Linked DNA regions of Homo sapiens: region 1 is linked to region 2. A link is a loop called in an ENCODE intact Hi-C map of the cell type or tissue named here. Cell type or tissue: IMR-90. All regions are shown on one strand.

What was found. Peaks named below come from ENCODE experiments on the same cell type or tissue, not always from the same donor. Only the 100,000 strongest peaks of a DNase experiment are listed, where the experiment ranks them.
Region 1: a loop joins it to region 2, with 2.1 times the contacts of the local background. A loop is called at or near these places in 14 of 110 quality-filtered maps.

What each region holds. Positions count from the first base shown.
Region 1 is chr11:96,210,349-96,218,348 of GRCh38, forward strand. All of the region lies in intron 1 of MAML2 (mastermind like transcriptional coactivator 2), which reads right to left. Among named protein-coding and RNA genes, the nearest start is that of MIR1260B, 130 kb to the right of the region's middle. RefSeq lists an enhancer at 5,062-5,131. In IMR-90, no CTCF peak of the experiment used is centred here; DNase peaks (open chromatin) are centred at 2,353, 3,333, 4,783 and 5,183; H3K27ac peaks cover 2,655 bases.
Region 2 is chr11:96,050,162-96,058,161 of GRCh38, forward strand. The region is part of intron 2 of MAML2 (mastermind like transcriptional coactivator 2); the gene reads right to left. Among named protein-coding and RNA genes, the nearest start is that of MTMR2, 130 kb to the left of the region's middle. In IMR-90, a CTCF peak has its summit at 4,878 (motif pointing right); DNase peaks (open chromatin) are centred at 450, 3,120, 4,900 and 6,070; H3K27ac peaks cover 1,622 bases.

The DNA of each region.
Region 1 (8,000 bases), 160 kb after region 2:
TCTGCCCACCTCGGCCTCCCAAAGTGCTGGGATTACAGGCATGAGCCACTGTGCCCACCTGCCTTATCATTTTAGATATGTCCAAAACACAGTTTATAGAAATTTACCAAATGATTTATCAGTTACTTACTAATTAGTATAGAATTGAGATACCTAAAAGGTATTCATTCATTTAATATAGAACAACACATCAGATCTATGTTCAAACAGCTCTAAAACTTGTTAAGTCCTCTGACAAGTCAATCACTCTTTCTAAGAATTATTTACTCATCTGGAAAACAGGAGTAACAAGAGGAACTGTGTCAAAGAGATATTGGGGGGATTAAATTATGCATATGATGTACTTAGCACAGCACCTAGCATAGAGCATAGAGTAAGTGCCCAATAAATGTTACTATAAATATTATTAATATTTTCTTATCTCTAAGCATAGTGTTCAACAATTAACTGCATACCATGATACTTTTATAAAACCAATATATAGATATATTGTTCAACTTTTCACACTATTTTACTCTATAGCATATGTGAATATAATTGTTAATTATAAATTCCAAAATTTGAAATTCCTTTGTCTCTTCCTTTTCTGTGGCTTCATATATGCACTACTTCCATAAACTACATGTGAAGCTGACATTTTTCTGTCCATTTATTGGACTACATTTAGATTTATATCCTTACCTATCTTTGGATTTTATATAATAATCAGAAATTTGGAGTCAGATTACCTTATGTATAATGGTTAACTTTTAAAGAAATTTAAGTGGATTAAAGTTAAATAAACTTTAGAGAAACCTAAAAGTCACAGAAGCCTTAAAGGTACATACATATTTTTAAAATCCTAATTTTACACTGTTAGCATCTTGATGTGATATCAACACCATTTATGAAGACACTCTTTGTTAATTAGTTTATGGGGTGTTAGGTGAATTATTCAGTAAATGGTTATCAAAAATCAAATATTTAACTATAAACATTGAATGATAAACAATATTCCTCTGATCTTAATAATTGTCGTAAGTACATTACTTCAACAACTATTTACTGAATTCCTTTTGAGTGGAAGACATTGTCCAATGTGATAGGGTCTTTGAAATTAAAAAAAAAAAAAAAGAAAAGCCTGTTATCCAATTTGATGAGCTCAAAGTCTGTTGGGTGAGACAGATGTAAAAAGATATCATAATATAAAAATAAGAATGAAATACTGACTTGCAGGGGCCCAAGGGGTAGTTGTAAGAGAAGGGAAGATCAGAGGTATGGGGGCGTCTTTGAGGATGTCACACATCTGATGTCAGGCAAGTACTTGAGGAAATGTGACAAGTTTATTGTAAATGAATCACAGGGGCCCACAGGGTACCTAGTGGAGCAGATGGAAAGGGGTTGGAGCTCTAATCCTGGAAATTGCTAATATATTACAATAGTTTGGATTCGTCTTTAAGCACTAGTTGAGGATCTAACATTTTTCCTAATAGAAGATCAACAAAGATAAAATTCAGTTTTGAAAGTTATCTGTGGCAGAATACAGAGGGAAGATTAGATAGAATGGAGAGAACTAGGCCACAGAGAAAAGTTAGGAAGCTATGGTGAAAAAAGATGAGTGCTGAACTGACGCAACTGTATCAGTAAAATAGGAAAGCGATGTGCTGGGTTCAAGAGATATTTCAAGATAAAATAAAAATGATTTGAAAACTGGATAGATATGGAACTTGGGCAAGGAGCTGAGAATGCTTGATTAATTTAGGCTATAAAAGGAAGACAAAGTGTGTGTGTGTGTGTGTGTGTGTGTGTGTGTGTGTGTGTGTGGAAGGGGGACTCGTAATCTCATTTGTGGATACAATTTTTGAAGTACCTGTGGGAAACAGGCAGAGATATTCAAGAGGCAATGAGATCTGGCAGTTAAGTGAGAAAGTTAAGTTAAAGATAATGGATTTAGGAGCCAGTGTCAGATAGATGGTAACTGAGGACACAAGAGTGTCTGCGATCACCGAGAAGAGCAGGCAGAATCAAAGACAGACAAGGACAGATCCTAAAGAATGTAACACATTTAAGGGTTTACCCAGGAAGAGGATCCAGCAAAGAAGGAGCAAGTAGAGCAGAGAGAAGCAAGAGGCAATCTGGAAGGCAAAGTAATGGCAAAAACTGCAATGACTTATGCACCAACTTAATAGTAGAGAAGATTTTTTAGGAAGCAGAGATTGTCATCATCTTATCAGTCAGCAGCAGTGGGTGAGCCTCCTCTCAAGAGACAAGGCTGCTAACAAGGAGTTAATTCACTGTCACCACCCTTTCACAATCTCTAGTAGAAGTGCTAGCAGAAAGAAAATAGTCCCATGATAGAGACGGCAGAAGAGAGAAAGAAGGAACAAGACGTTTAGATAACTCATAAATGAGTCATCAGTCCATAAACAAGAAAAAGTCAGCAATGTGACCATTCCTTCTGACATAAAGGAGCAAGAAGACCTCTCAATTAAAAAGAAGTCTTCCTAAGAATTGAGGCAACATGGTAATTTAAGCAACATTGAATCTCTGCAGGCAAATTGCTTGGTATAACTCAAAAATTATTGATGAATGAACTTGGGTAAGACACTCTACCAGCCAGGGCCTCGGTTTCCTCATCTTACAATTAGGAGGAATGGGTAACATAAACTCTATGAGCCTTTTCAACTCAAGCATACCAAGAGCCCATCTGGTCCTCACAAGTATCATATGTGGTAGGAACTATTTTTAGCCTATTTTACAGGTGAGGTGACCAAGATACAGAGAGTTTAGAAAACTGACCCACACAGGAAAAGAGTAGAAAAGCTAAGTTTTGAATTTGGGGCTTTCTGACTACAAAGCCCATGTGCTACAGGACCCCATTGGAGCTCTTAGAACTTTCAAAGTACTTCAGCATTCTTCCTATTTTAAAAATGTGAGGCTATGAGGGAATATGGATAGGTATTGCTACCTGCACAACAGGTAAAGAAACTGGGAATTTACCTACAACTATACGCCCAGTAATGGAGAGCCCTAATTCAGGTCTCCTAATTCTACTCTACTTTATGATCTTTTAAAGACCAGTAATTACATTACATTAACAAACACTAACCTTGAGACCAAATTTAACATCTTGGAAAGAAACCACTGTTACTCTTATAACTGTATAAAATATCCTTTCTTTCTAGAAATCATAGCATCCCATATGGAAGTAAACTATCTGAGATTCTGCCTTAAGAAGTGTAGATGGCAGTTTAAGTATAGCCCTCTAAAAAGTAGCAGCTTTTCCTACATCATCTTACTAGTTAATCTTCCTGGGAACGGGCTGATATTTACTCATCCCAGGAGACCACTGAATTGTCTGGACTCCAAAAGATACCAAGGATAAGGTTTTAAGTTCCCCACCATTAGTCATCACTTGGAGAAAAGTGACAGAGCTCTTTACAGATGCATTGCCTTGTCTTTGCCCTTAAAATTAACAATTTTCAATGAATTTAAATTAGGAAAAGTCAGTAAAGAGTGCCCTCCCTCCCTTAAAAGTGGTCGGTTCCCTGGGTAAGATGTGAAATACTTGGCAGTCTCCAGACGACAGGATCAGATAGGCTAACAATGAATTTGAGAGCTTGCAAAGAAAAGTTAGACAGAATGGATCAGGTTAAAGTGGACACAAATGCCCAACTACAAATTCTAATTATTTTCCTTCCCACTCTTGGAACAAAGAGACAATTGTAAAATATATTTTGTATGTATATATACACAAATATACATATACATATATACAAATAGTGAAAGTATCTCCTATTATTGATGCTCAGAATTTCTATGGAATATAATATATGTGCAGTTTTAACAGTTGAATAATAAAAAATGAATACTTCCTTAGAACTAGGATATAGCTAATTTCTAATATAGGTCTTTTGAGGCCATGCCTAGGTTATTCTGGTAAACTGATATTGTGGAGAAAACGTTTTTGAGTCACGAAATTCTGGATTCAAATCTTAGCACGTCCTCTTAGAGCTCTGTAGATCCAAGTTACGTAACTTTTCAGAGCTTCAGTTTTCAAAACATCTGTAAGATGGAGGAAAGAACACCAACTTTTGGGGGTTCTTATAAAGATTAAATGTGATAAAGAATGTAATCTCTCTAGAACCTTTAGTTCTCATTTCCTTTATTGCCTCCTATTCCTTTGGTGATCATGTACAACAAAATAGGAAACACTTGCTGATGTTGGTAAACCATGAACTCAACTCCAAAGCAGGAGGTTTAAATAACCAAGAAAACTCCAGGAACTGATGCCATTATTTTCCTAATGAGAAGCACTTATAGTCATGCGAAATACACCACACACTTACTTCTAGGTCATTGGCCAACATTTTTGTCCTGAGTGGCAGTGATTGGCTACTCACATTACCCTCTGAAAGCAGCTCTATTTTAGTAGAAGTTGTCAAGTAGCTGATGTATGCTGAAAACTATAGAAAGTCACCCTTTCCTCAAGTTCTTAATTGCATCCATTTGTTTAAAAATGCCAAAAATGCACATGCTCTGACCTTTCTGAGATTTGAACTCAGATCCAGTGAGGAAGTAGAGGCTGAGGATTAGGAAAGAACCATGTGTCTTTGGAAATTGGCCATGTGCCTCGTCTAGTTGACCTTGGATACTTGAGATTGGGTCCAGTGGTTCCCTCACTTTCTTTGCTTCACAAATTAAAAAGATCTAGCCCATAAGAGATGTCTGTGTGTCCATTTCTTGCACTAGGAATATGGGAAAGCTGCTTAAGAAACTGCTGCTTGCAGCTCATGAAATCATGAGTCATTTGTGTAGTAAAGTGAATTGGCCACTTACATTTGTACAAAGTTGAAAAGAGGGTGGGCTGGGGAATGGGGTAATTCCAACTCAGAAATAAATCATCTGAGTGGACTGTATGCCCCTTGAAATGCTGGGGCAGGTTGCTGGGTTCACAGAGAGCAGGTCCCCAGCACTGACATCCTTCCAAGTAACAAATCTTCATCAAGGCCTCACGACCTCTTTAACACCAGCATATAACACAGAAGATTTCAGATCATAGTGTGCTCTCTCTTCCACTTCCTGTTATTTTTAATTCTCTGCTTTGTTTCATGTTTTTAAAAGTCTTTACTAACACTTCTAGGGGCAGCTTCTGAATGAGACAGTGGCCAGTAATTTCTCTGACGAATACACATTGTTGTCCCCTCTTTGGGGCTGAGGAAATCCGAGGCAGGAAATGGTCAGTGGCTTGTTCAGTGTGGTGTAGAAAGGTAGAGACAGACCGACCTCATGAGCAGTTCACCGGTTAATTAAGCCCACTGAACCCTGCTGCCACCTGGAAATGGGTCCTGGGCTCGTTCCTGCACTTCCTCCTCCACACCTGCAGCTGGGCAGAGCCCAGCTGCAGCCACCCCCCTCGGGTGCTGGCTGCCACTGCTTTGGCTGGTTGTTCCCTCTCTTTAACCCATTTCTTTTCACTCTTGGACCTTTTATCCTTTTCAGTCAAATGATAGATCCAAGTCCAGAAATTACAGAACAACAGATTGGAACAACAAAGGCAATGAGAATGTCTTTCTAGCTTTCTAAACTTAGGCCCCCAAAGACTTCCAAACACATTTCAAAAAATTATTATCTAAAAGCACAGGGGAACAAGTTTAAGGCTGAGACATGTACTGCATATTTTGAGACAGAGTTACATACTCAATTTGCTTAAAAAAAAAATAGAGTATTTAGTATCATATTTGCAGAGTCACATGTCCCAGTCCACAGGAACTACACAAACTGTGTCTTCAGAAGTTGGTAGTTGGTAATCTCTTTTAGGCATGCTTAAACCAGAAGAAGAAGATGTAAAATTGGACACAGGAAAAAGATTCTCAGTGTTGCACAGAGGGAAGAACCAGGAAGATCTTAGCCTACTCCTCAACCTAAACCCTCCATTCATACTTGGCCTTTTCTTTTCAGTCTGTAGTTTGACTTTTCTGCCCTAAAGTCTATGGCCCTGATGAACTCCCAGGAAGAGGAAGCCACTGCTTTCTTCCATTTTAATGCCTCTCTTAAGTCCCACCTCAAATTTCACCTTTCTCATAAGGCTTTCCTCAATTCTTCCCAGAGAATTTTACTTCACTTCTCTTGATTGCACCAATTTTTATTGTTGGTACCATTAAATTTGTAGCTTTACATGTAGACATTTTGGAAGTTTTACATGGGTATGTCTGGTCCTGGTATTCTATTTATCCATACTGCCCCAGAGTGTCCAGGCCATGGTGCACTCCAGATTACTTGTAATAAAATGCTTATGGATCATTTAGGTATGCTGTGTATTACAGACACTCTGTTCTGAAAATGAAAAGCAGAAAGAGACTCAGTCCCTGTTCTCAGGAAGCGTGCAGCCCATTGAGAGAAGAAAGCAGGGAAGCAACTGATTAGAAGCCAACGTAATGTGTTTTCTCACAGAGGGTGTGAATTCAGGGCTGGAGCAACACGGTGCAGGGGCATCCAACTCTGGGTAGGACACTGGGGAGTAGAAGTCAGGGTGACTTTTGAATTGAGACTTGAAAAAGCAAAGGTTCACCAGGAGACAAAGGGCAGGGGTAATTCCACCAGGGGCAGGAGGAGGTGCACAAGCAAATAGGTATGTAAGAGGCCATGAAGCAAAGTATTCAGAGAATTAGGAATATGACTGGAGACCAGGGAGTGTGAGAGCAGGATGGTGGGGATGTGGAATGAAGAAGCAGACCAATATGTTCGAATTCAGTGGATGCATAAGCGCATCCAACATACTTTGCTCAGTGCTCATTACATGTTACACTGCTGTTCCTATTAAAGTATAACAAGTATTTGCTTAGCTATTTCACAATTGATCAATTTTTACTAGCTCCATGTCACTGGAAATATTTCCCTTGATCCTTGCAAATGCAGTGAAGGAAAGTGAGAATGCCACTCCTGTGCATTTACTAAAAGTAACTGCACAAGCGCAAATGCACTGTCCATCTAAATAACCAAAAATATAATAGGACATGGTGACTGTCACTCCACGGTGCTGTTGATACAGTTCACACAGCACTAGATGCTGCCCTGCACTGTTTCCACTTATAGCGTGGTATGTCAGTAGACTCTATGAGACACCATATTTAGATTCCATGCTTCAATCCAGAGAACACTGTCCACCGATAATTTATTCGAGCATCTTCCTTGACTGTGTTATCTGTGTTTTTGCTCTATGGTTTCCTATTTTACAGACCCAACCTTTAAGTCCTTCTCTCTTTTTGACAGTAGAAAAGAATAAGACAGGACAGAGAAGCTTGTAGGAGTAGGTGAAGGTGAATAATGGTTGGCAACTTTCTAGTTGATCATATACCTGAGAATACATTACCCTGATGGAGTGAACGCCTTTTGAAACCACAGCTTCGTTCAGATATGTTATTAGTATTAGATTTTACTATGTAGCCACTGCATTAATTTAGCATCATCGTCTTGACCATTCATCCTTAAAAGTATTAACCCAGTGTAATTCAGTACTTCTTTGGTAAACCTTCCATAGGAAGATTACGACAATTTTAGTGATTATGAACTATCTAGGCTTAGCAGATGCTGGTAATCTATGGGAATCATGACCTGAAAGGATTTATGTCTAAATGTGATTTAAAATCCCCCCTTCAAGACTCCAATTTACCTTTCATGCTTTGCATTCTCTCAAAGTACATTTCTCTGCAGAATACTTTTTCCTACTAAATGATTCCAGGCAAGCTTGATATTACATAGGTAAATACATTTGCTTTCTGCGTCGAGGTACTTGTACTAATTCCAAGTTGCTTTGAAAAATGCACTAGAAAAAACGTTTGGTGTGCCTTTTGAATTTTTCCACAGCAGTGTCAGTGACAGAAGGCAGCTGTAACGCAGCTGTAACCCTGGCTTTGACTTGGTTTAAAGGCTGATATTTGACTCCAACTCCAAAAACAATCATCATTCTTATAATTCAATCCTAAGGCACCATGCATCCTCGGTGAACCCCACTTAATTGT
Region 2 (8,000 bases):
TATTAAGATCATACAGATCTAAGGAAACTGACATCCCTGGGTATTTATACAAGTGAGTGTATGTGTGAGAGAGTCAACTACACTTGAGTTCTGAAGAATGGGACTGTCGGTAGGGGCTGATGTGAAGGGCAGGCATAGGGTGAAAGATCACTGGGCTTGACTCTTGGTTGTTGAAGGGAGGACACCGACTGGCAAATATGGCCATGCCTGTATTATTCCACTCTGGGACATATTTGTGGCATATATGAGATGTAAGAATGAATCCTTCACAGGGACATTGGATGGGTTTTTCAGGCTATGTAGTAAATAACTATTTGGATGGTGCAGGCAAAGAGTTAACAAAAACTCTTTTCCTTTTTGCATGAGAATCTGACCTTTGGTTAACTTCTTAACTTGGTTTCCCTGGAAACAGATAAAGATGGTATGTGTCAACTATGTTACTAGGCAACATTGCATATGGTAAAAATGACCCCTCATTGGTAGAGTGCATCTGGACTGGGAGGAACTATAAATGAACTGCAAATACCTGCTGGCTATGCTTTGGACTTCCCTGAATGCAGCAGTTCTTGTAACTAGCATGTCTCTGGAGAGGACCTTGCAAACTATGTCTATGGAGTTGTTACAAGAGTTACTGACTCCTATGGGAAATAAGGCTCTTAAGTAAAGGCAATTCCTTCACCTGCCCAGTGTGGATCTCATCATTTGGCACCCGAGCTTCCATGGCTCTAATTGCAGAAGAATACCTGATGCTGGCCTACTGGCAAGCTATAGTTCTGATCCTATATTCTTCTGGGCAGACTGATGTCAAATGTGATGTGTGATAGTCTTAGGAGTCTAAATGTCTAGCTGAGCCTAAGAAATCCCCCTGCTGGCTGTTGCATGTTGGTTTAGTGTCATTTCCTTTGGATAATCTGTGAGGCATGACTTTCTGGAAGAGATCTGAAAACAAGGAGGTCTTCTGTAGTGCCTTTATCTATAGAAACTTAAAATTAATTCATCCATCCATCTATCCAACCATCCATCCGTCCAATATTTATTTAGAATCTACAATGTGGTAAGAATTGTGGCAGATAAAACATATATTCAAGGTCCTTTCTCTCAATTAGTCCTCACATTCTATGGAAGGAAAAGAGGTATATATTGATCATTAGTAATACCAGTAATACTAATATCCAATATTTATTAAATACCAGATACTTTGTTAAACCCTTTACATTTAATCTTTAGTTTGACCCTTTCATTTAATCCTTAATAAGAATTCTGTGAAGTATGTATTATTCTACCTACTAATAATACTAATGTGTATTATTCTACACATTTTATAGACAATAAATTTGAGGCATGCAGAAGCTGCCTCAAGGTCACACCCCTAGCATGGCATCTGAGCTCAGGCAGTCTGATTCTAGATCTCATGCCCTCAACTAGTGTGTTATTTAGTGTGATGTGCAACTAAATAGAGGTTCACATCAAGGACTTCATTCAACAGTTTTCTATGCAGGGTCTTCTGCCTCCACTTTCCCATCTCCTCAAATGCCTGAAAGCCCACCAGTTAAAATTAATTTGCGTTAACAAGCAACCATTCAGGAGGCATCAGGAGAACCAGGGAGATAGGCAAAGAGCAGAAAAAGGGCAAACTTTACCTGGATTTAATTGTCTATCAGTTTTATGCCTCCCTGTCTCCAGAGATGGCTTAAACTACTCTCTGACCCAACTTGACCAGCTTCCTTGTCCAGTTCTGAAGGGCCTGGCTCACAATTAGGCAGAAGTGAGCATTGTGGCATTGTATGTCTTCAAGGATTCCGTTTAGAAACTAGACTATGAGATGAAATGAAACAATGCATGTAAAGTGACCACAACTGTACCTGTCATGTCTTAAACACTCTATAAGTCATAGCTATTATTATTCTTTCTTCCTGTATTGCTTGCAAAATGCTACAAACTATCAGAAAGTCAGACCTCTCAGTGGCTTTAGCACCTAGTATTATTTTCAGTCATATACATTCTTTGCATGTCTGTCAGGAACATATTTGTTAAGTGCTTGTTGGGTGAACCAAGGTAGTGACTACAGAAAGTACAGGGAGCCATATTAATCAATATCCATATGATACATTTAGGAACACATACTAGGAAATTTGAAAATGCATTAAGAACCCTTACCATGAGGCATCTACCACATGGAAATTGTCAGGTCTCCAGTTCTTACTCCCCAGAAAGGGGACTGTTTTGACTACAGAGAAAATTTGCTATTATTAATGCTTATCAAGCTAAGTTCATACAGAAATAAGTAAGAGAGTCAGGAGCCACTCTCCTCTTTGTCACACTCCTTGGACTTAACGACACCACTCTGCTTCTGCCCAGTTTTTAGTAAACATGGCCTTCACCATCAGCCAACCTTAGTTCCAAACACTTCTCAGGAGAAACCTTAATGATAGGCTGTGGTTCCTTTTTATCCACCAGAGCTGTCTTGTCTGATATCACATTGATGCCCTGTGTCAATGCCATTTGGATCTTTCCTGTGTATAGAGTCTTAGACCAATTTTCCATTTTGTGAGTTTCCTTCTGCTCCTAACAAAGAACAGAGAAATGCTCTCCACATTCTGCTTCCAGAGCTGCTCAAGTCTCTCTGAAGATTCAGTACCTAGTCTAGGTTTCTTTTGCTGGGGGTTAGATTCTGAAACATTGAGTTCCCTGGCTTCTTTGCCTAGAATGAAGCCTAGAGCCAGAAACGATCTAAGGCAAAGATCTCAGAAGAAGGTCCCACCTCAGGTGATGAGCCTTGCCTGGCCTGAAGTCTAGGGTGAGACTTAAGTGCTGGACTGTCAGCATAGCTTACATTTCACAGAACAAACCAGAACTCCATTCAGCACTCCACTTACTTCATCTGGCAAACATTATGAAGCAGGTACTGTACTAAGTTTGGGGAACAGAAAGTTGGCAAAGACAAGGTGTCTTCCCTTGAGAAATTCAAAGTCATTAATTGTTCATGTAACACAGAATACATTCATGAGTTCATTTTTTTAGAAAAAGGAATATTGATTCTCAAACTCTCATAGAGAAATGTTCACTACTTCCTCTAGCCTGGAGTCCTAAAATGTCTGACTCAATGAAGAAAAATGCCAACTGCCACTAGAGCCTACTCAAATGAAAACTCTGTAGCAGAATGATCTTGATTATCTCAGAAATCCCTGACAGAAATGGAAGCAATATAAATAAACACAAAAGAAAATAGAGGTACTGTAACACAACTATAAATTGCTCTTCTCCCCGACTTTCTTCCAATCATCCAGGGCAAAAGAAGGAAGTTGGTCTTTGTGGCAGAGAATAGACCAGCAGCTGTTCTCTATCCTGCCAAGAGGGGAGAGACTTATTATAAACAATAGCCAACAATATGTCCTTTGGGACGGGAAACTCAGCCAATTTGGAGGGGGCCAGTCTGGAAGAGAGAAGGAGGGTTAATGGGATGGGGGGGTGACCAACATAACAGAGGATGAATTAGGAGAAAACACTATCAAATTTTCCTGTGTACTTATGTTTCTATTACCTCATTAGGGTGATTACATAATGTGACTCCATTTATAAACTAAGAGGGAAGGAAGGGGCGACATTCTCCTTAGCGGTGGCTGATGTGAGACATTAACATACCAATAAGTCATGTGGGCAAACAGTTAACATGTTTGGGAACATCTTTCCTTTCTCTCTTCATCTGTTTGGTATTTTGTCTGCTCCTTCCCTCCTTTCAGCCATATATGTGTATCTGTGACTCAGAAATGGAAATGGAGCTGACAACTTGGGTGCCGCCATTTTGAGAGCTCTTCATGTAAGAAATATATGGAGTTTGTTTTACTGTTTTATATTCCATTGGGAGAAAAAAAAATGAACAATCTTACTTACATGTATTACTATGCATGGGTCCCTTGCCCATTCCTCTCTGCAAAATCCCCAGAGGAGTTCTTAGCCAGGTGCAGATTGGAATTTTAAAGGTTCTTATTTCTTAGGACATTTTTCTACATGTGGAGAAATGCCATTCTTTTCACAGACTAACTTGTCAGTGTCCTGATTCTAAGTAGTAACTCTAGACGGGGATATTTTAGGGGAATGCTGTTTATGGATATACTATTAATTTGTGCCTTAACTTTTTAAATAGCTCACTAGGACAGTAAAATTCACTGAGTGATATTTAACAAATGAGGAAAATGGGTTTCAAAAATGTGAAACAACCTGTTCTGATAGTTAGAGAAGGAGGCCAGACTGCGATCCTGTAACAACAGCAGTTATACAGAACATGACTGTAATAAACAATTTCTAAGGGAGGTTGGACAGTTTAAGGAGGGGTTCCTTTATCCATGGGTTCTTCCAATGAGGGAGCAGTGTGGGAGTGTGACGGTGTTAAGTAGGACCAATTCTATTTAAAAGGGTCCCTCAGAGAGAGAGAAAAAAAGAATTAACTATTTAGCCTGTATTTGTCTTACATATGGTTTTAATTTGATATACTTACCCTTTGTTCCCATATAACCATATTAACCCTTCCCCATTTTGTTATATTACTTCTGGTTTTAATTTTGGGGGCTTCCAAAGGCATTTTTGCAGTTATCATTTCTCAGAAGATGTGCACTGATTCTGTTTGTTCTTATGATGGCAAACTAAATAAAGAGTTTGAGGATCTGCATTACACATGAACAGGAAGGGATTTCTTTATTCAGATTAGAAAAAAATAAATTTTAAATATTTCTATTGTAGACAGTATAGTAGGGAGATTTCACTCTACCTGGGGCCTGGGAAGTAGTATTTACTTAAATTAGCAATCAGTCCATTCATTTAGATCTACTGTTCCATATGTTTTCTGTTCACATTATTTTGGTTACAGTATCTTAGCTATCCAGCAGATGGCATCTGCTTCAAAACTCTCCTAACTTCCATTTACATTTCAGGACAAACAGGATACTGATACATTGAAACCTCCCTTAATTGACTTCTACATTTAGTACCTAGAAAAGGTTGCTGGAAATATAATTAAGGGTAGACCATTCATTCCCTTTTTCTTGGTAAGAGTCATACTTCTCTCTTGCCATGCCCATGGCACTACCATGGACGCCTAAGAAAACCTCAATAATTTGAAAGGAAACATAATCAGAATTAAACCCACAAGCTCTCTTTAAAAATCTATTACTTTAATTGCTTTCAGCACTACACAAGAGCTTAGTATTAATGGCAGATTTAGACAAGCAAAGCTAATCTCAAACCTCCTCTAAGAGAGGAAAGAGGCAGGGGGGAAAAAAAAGAGCCAGCTACTCCAAGAAGTGAGGGTAAATGAATACACAAAGCTTTATGCATAGTTACCATACAGAGCCTTTTCTCTCTATACTTTGTATGAAAAGATGGGTGTGATTGAATGACTTCTAACGTTTAATGACACCTTTGCTCCAGTGCTTTGTAAAGCTCACACATGAATACACTGATCCATTTCCAGATGATCCTGGGGCCCCCATCCTTTTGTGTCAAGCACAAAGAAAAAGGAGAGAGAGGGAGAGACAGAGACAAAGAAACAGCCCATGTAACCAAGCGCCGAACATGATTTGAACAACCAACTTAGTAAACATCAATCTTAGGCTGTGTTATGTGAAATGGAGTCATACTCCAAAAGAAATGTTGGCTACATTTAAAAGATCACTTTGTCTAAAGAAAATGCCAAGTTGAATTTTCATGTACTAAGTCATCTTTCTACAAGAAGCTGACAAGACAAAAGCAACAAAGTGAAAAGGTAAAAAATGGCTCATTTGAAAAAAAGTAATAGCATTATAACCTTTTTTTTAAAAGGGTCTGGTTTCCTTGTTTTATATTATTTGTCAGGGATCAATGTGGCCATGACAAAAGCAATGGGTTAGAAATCAAAAGACTTGTGTGACTTGCTGTGTTACTTTGTGAATCACTTCACCTCCCTGGAAGGCGGTTTTCATCTATGTAATATAAAGGATGGAACCAAATTACTTTTGGGTTCACCTTCAGCTCATGTTTGTTCTAACAGGGCATCCCTGCCCCCACAGGGCAGGCTCTTAGCACTCATTTGTGAGTGTGAGTCATAAGAAAGGATGGTGGAGCTTGGATAGTGGTGGGGTCTGGAGCTAGTTTGCCCAAACTGAGCCATTGGAAAGGATTCTAAAATTCTGAAGCATTTTAGAATCCTTTGGGTCACATGTTCTCTCTTTTAGTTTTATGGCTATTTTCTGAGGAAAAAAAAAAAAAAAAAAGCCCAGGTTGGGAATCCAAAGTCTTTGACATGAATCTCTTTTGTTCTAACTTTTAGCTCAAAATAAAGTGCATTTGACCATTCAATTCTTTATGTGTAGCATCATGCACATTCATGAATCTCTTTAAATCTGGAATTTAAAAATGCCTGACATCTCCTGCCACAGCCGCTGTTAATATACACAATAGATTCTTCAGAAATGCAAGGTTAGAACATTTGAAGCATGAGAATACTGATTTACATGGAAGCTGAGAGTATACAGTATCAATAAAATGTACCTTTGACATCTTGGCTTCCAGAGAAATACACTTTCTTTGTTCATTCACAAGTCTACTCTATTTCCACCTCAGATTTAATTATCTTCCCAGTTCTCATTTGCGTATGTGTAGGCTACCATTCACAATACACCAAGCCCTACGTGTGGGAGGCACAAATCTTTTCATTCAAAAAATAATAATGTGGACAAGCCATTTTGACTGCAAAGTAAGTGCTTTAGACAAAGGCAAGAGGATGTTAATTGTATTCTAAGAATACCAATGTCCTTGAAATGAAATTTGTTGTTTGGTGTATTGATCTACATCAGTAGTGTAGACTTTCAATGATCTAGTTTCACCTTCTGAGTTTGCTGATTAAAGAAATGCAGCCCGAGAAGTATAAAAGGTTTGCCCCCAAATCACCCAGATCTACAGTAGCAGAAGTAGGACAAGAACTTGGGGTTTTCTTTTTTGTTTATGACTTACACACTAGAATCAGTTATACATCCATGAGTGCCATGGATGCCAGGATCTCACTACTGCTGTGCATCCTTTCTGTTTCTCTGACTCTCAAATTTATTCTCTTTGAAGTGAGCTCTCTAGAAGCCATTTCGTTCCTGATTTGGAGTTGATATCCCCTGCATGCCTCTCTCACATCCTTTTAACTTCTCCTAAATGCAACTTAAGCCAAAATAACGTCATTTATCCATCCCTCCATCTCTTCAATGTCTGTCCATTTATCTATCCATCTATTCATTCATACATCCAGGCATCTATCCATTTCTCCATCCAAAAACAAACAACCTCAGAGTGTCGAGTCCTAATCTAGACCTGGTAACCAAAATAAAATAGTATTGTTCCTCAAAAAGCTCCTAATAGAGCTGAGTTTGCTCCTGAATAATCTTTTTAAAAAGTATGCCAGTTTTATAGTTTTTCTTAACAATTATTTTAAAAAGATTCACATTATTACGACAAATGTTTCACTTTCCTTATTTTCTAAATACAGCAACACTTCATCTATTTGGCTTTGGCAGAGAACGAGGTGTTCCACAAAAGTAAACTCTGTAGACCACTGAAACCAAAACTTCTGAACAGAAATCTTCCTTAAAGTGCATTTCATACTTCTCTGCCTTTGGAAACAAAATATACCAAACACAATTTAATCTTTTTCATTTTACACAACTGAGAGTGATCTTTAAGGAAAATCCACTATCATAGTGGACAGGGATATTGTTTTGTATAGAACTTTCCGGGTTTCTCTTTTAATATCGAGCAGTTATCACTTTTCACTGCAAGTTGTGCTTCCTTCCAGCAGTCCTTTCATGAACTCTTCTAATTTGCAGGACCAGGAATCAGAAAATTCACTAAAAGTTAGGTCTTAAATCTGTGTCAGAGCCAGGAAGGCCTCAAGTAAGGGTGTGAAGTAGAGTATCCACATGGTTTTAATGAGTAGATTTGGGGACCAAAATTCCATACTATTTTCTTCTGACTACTTCCAAACT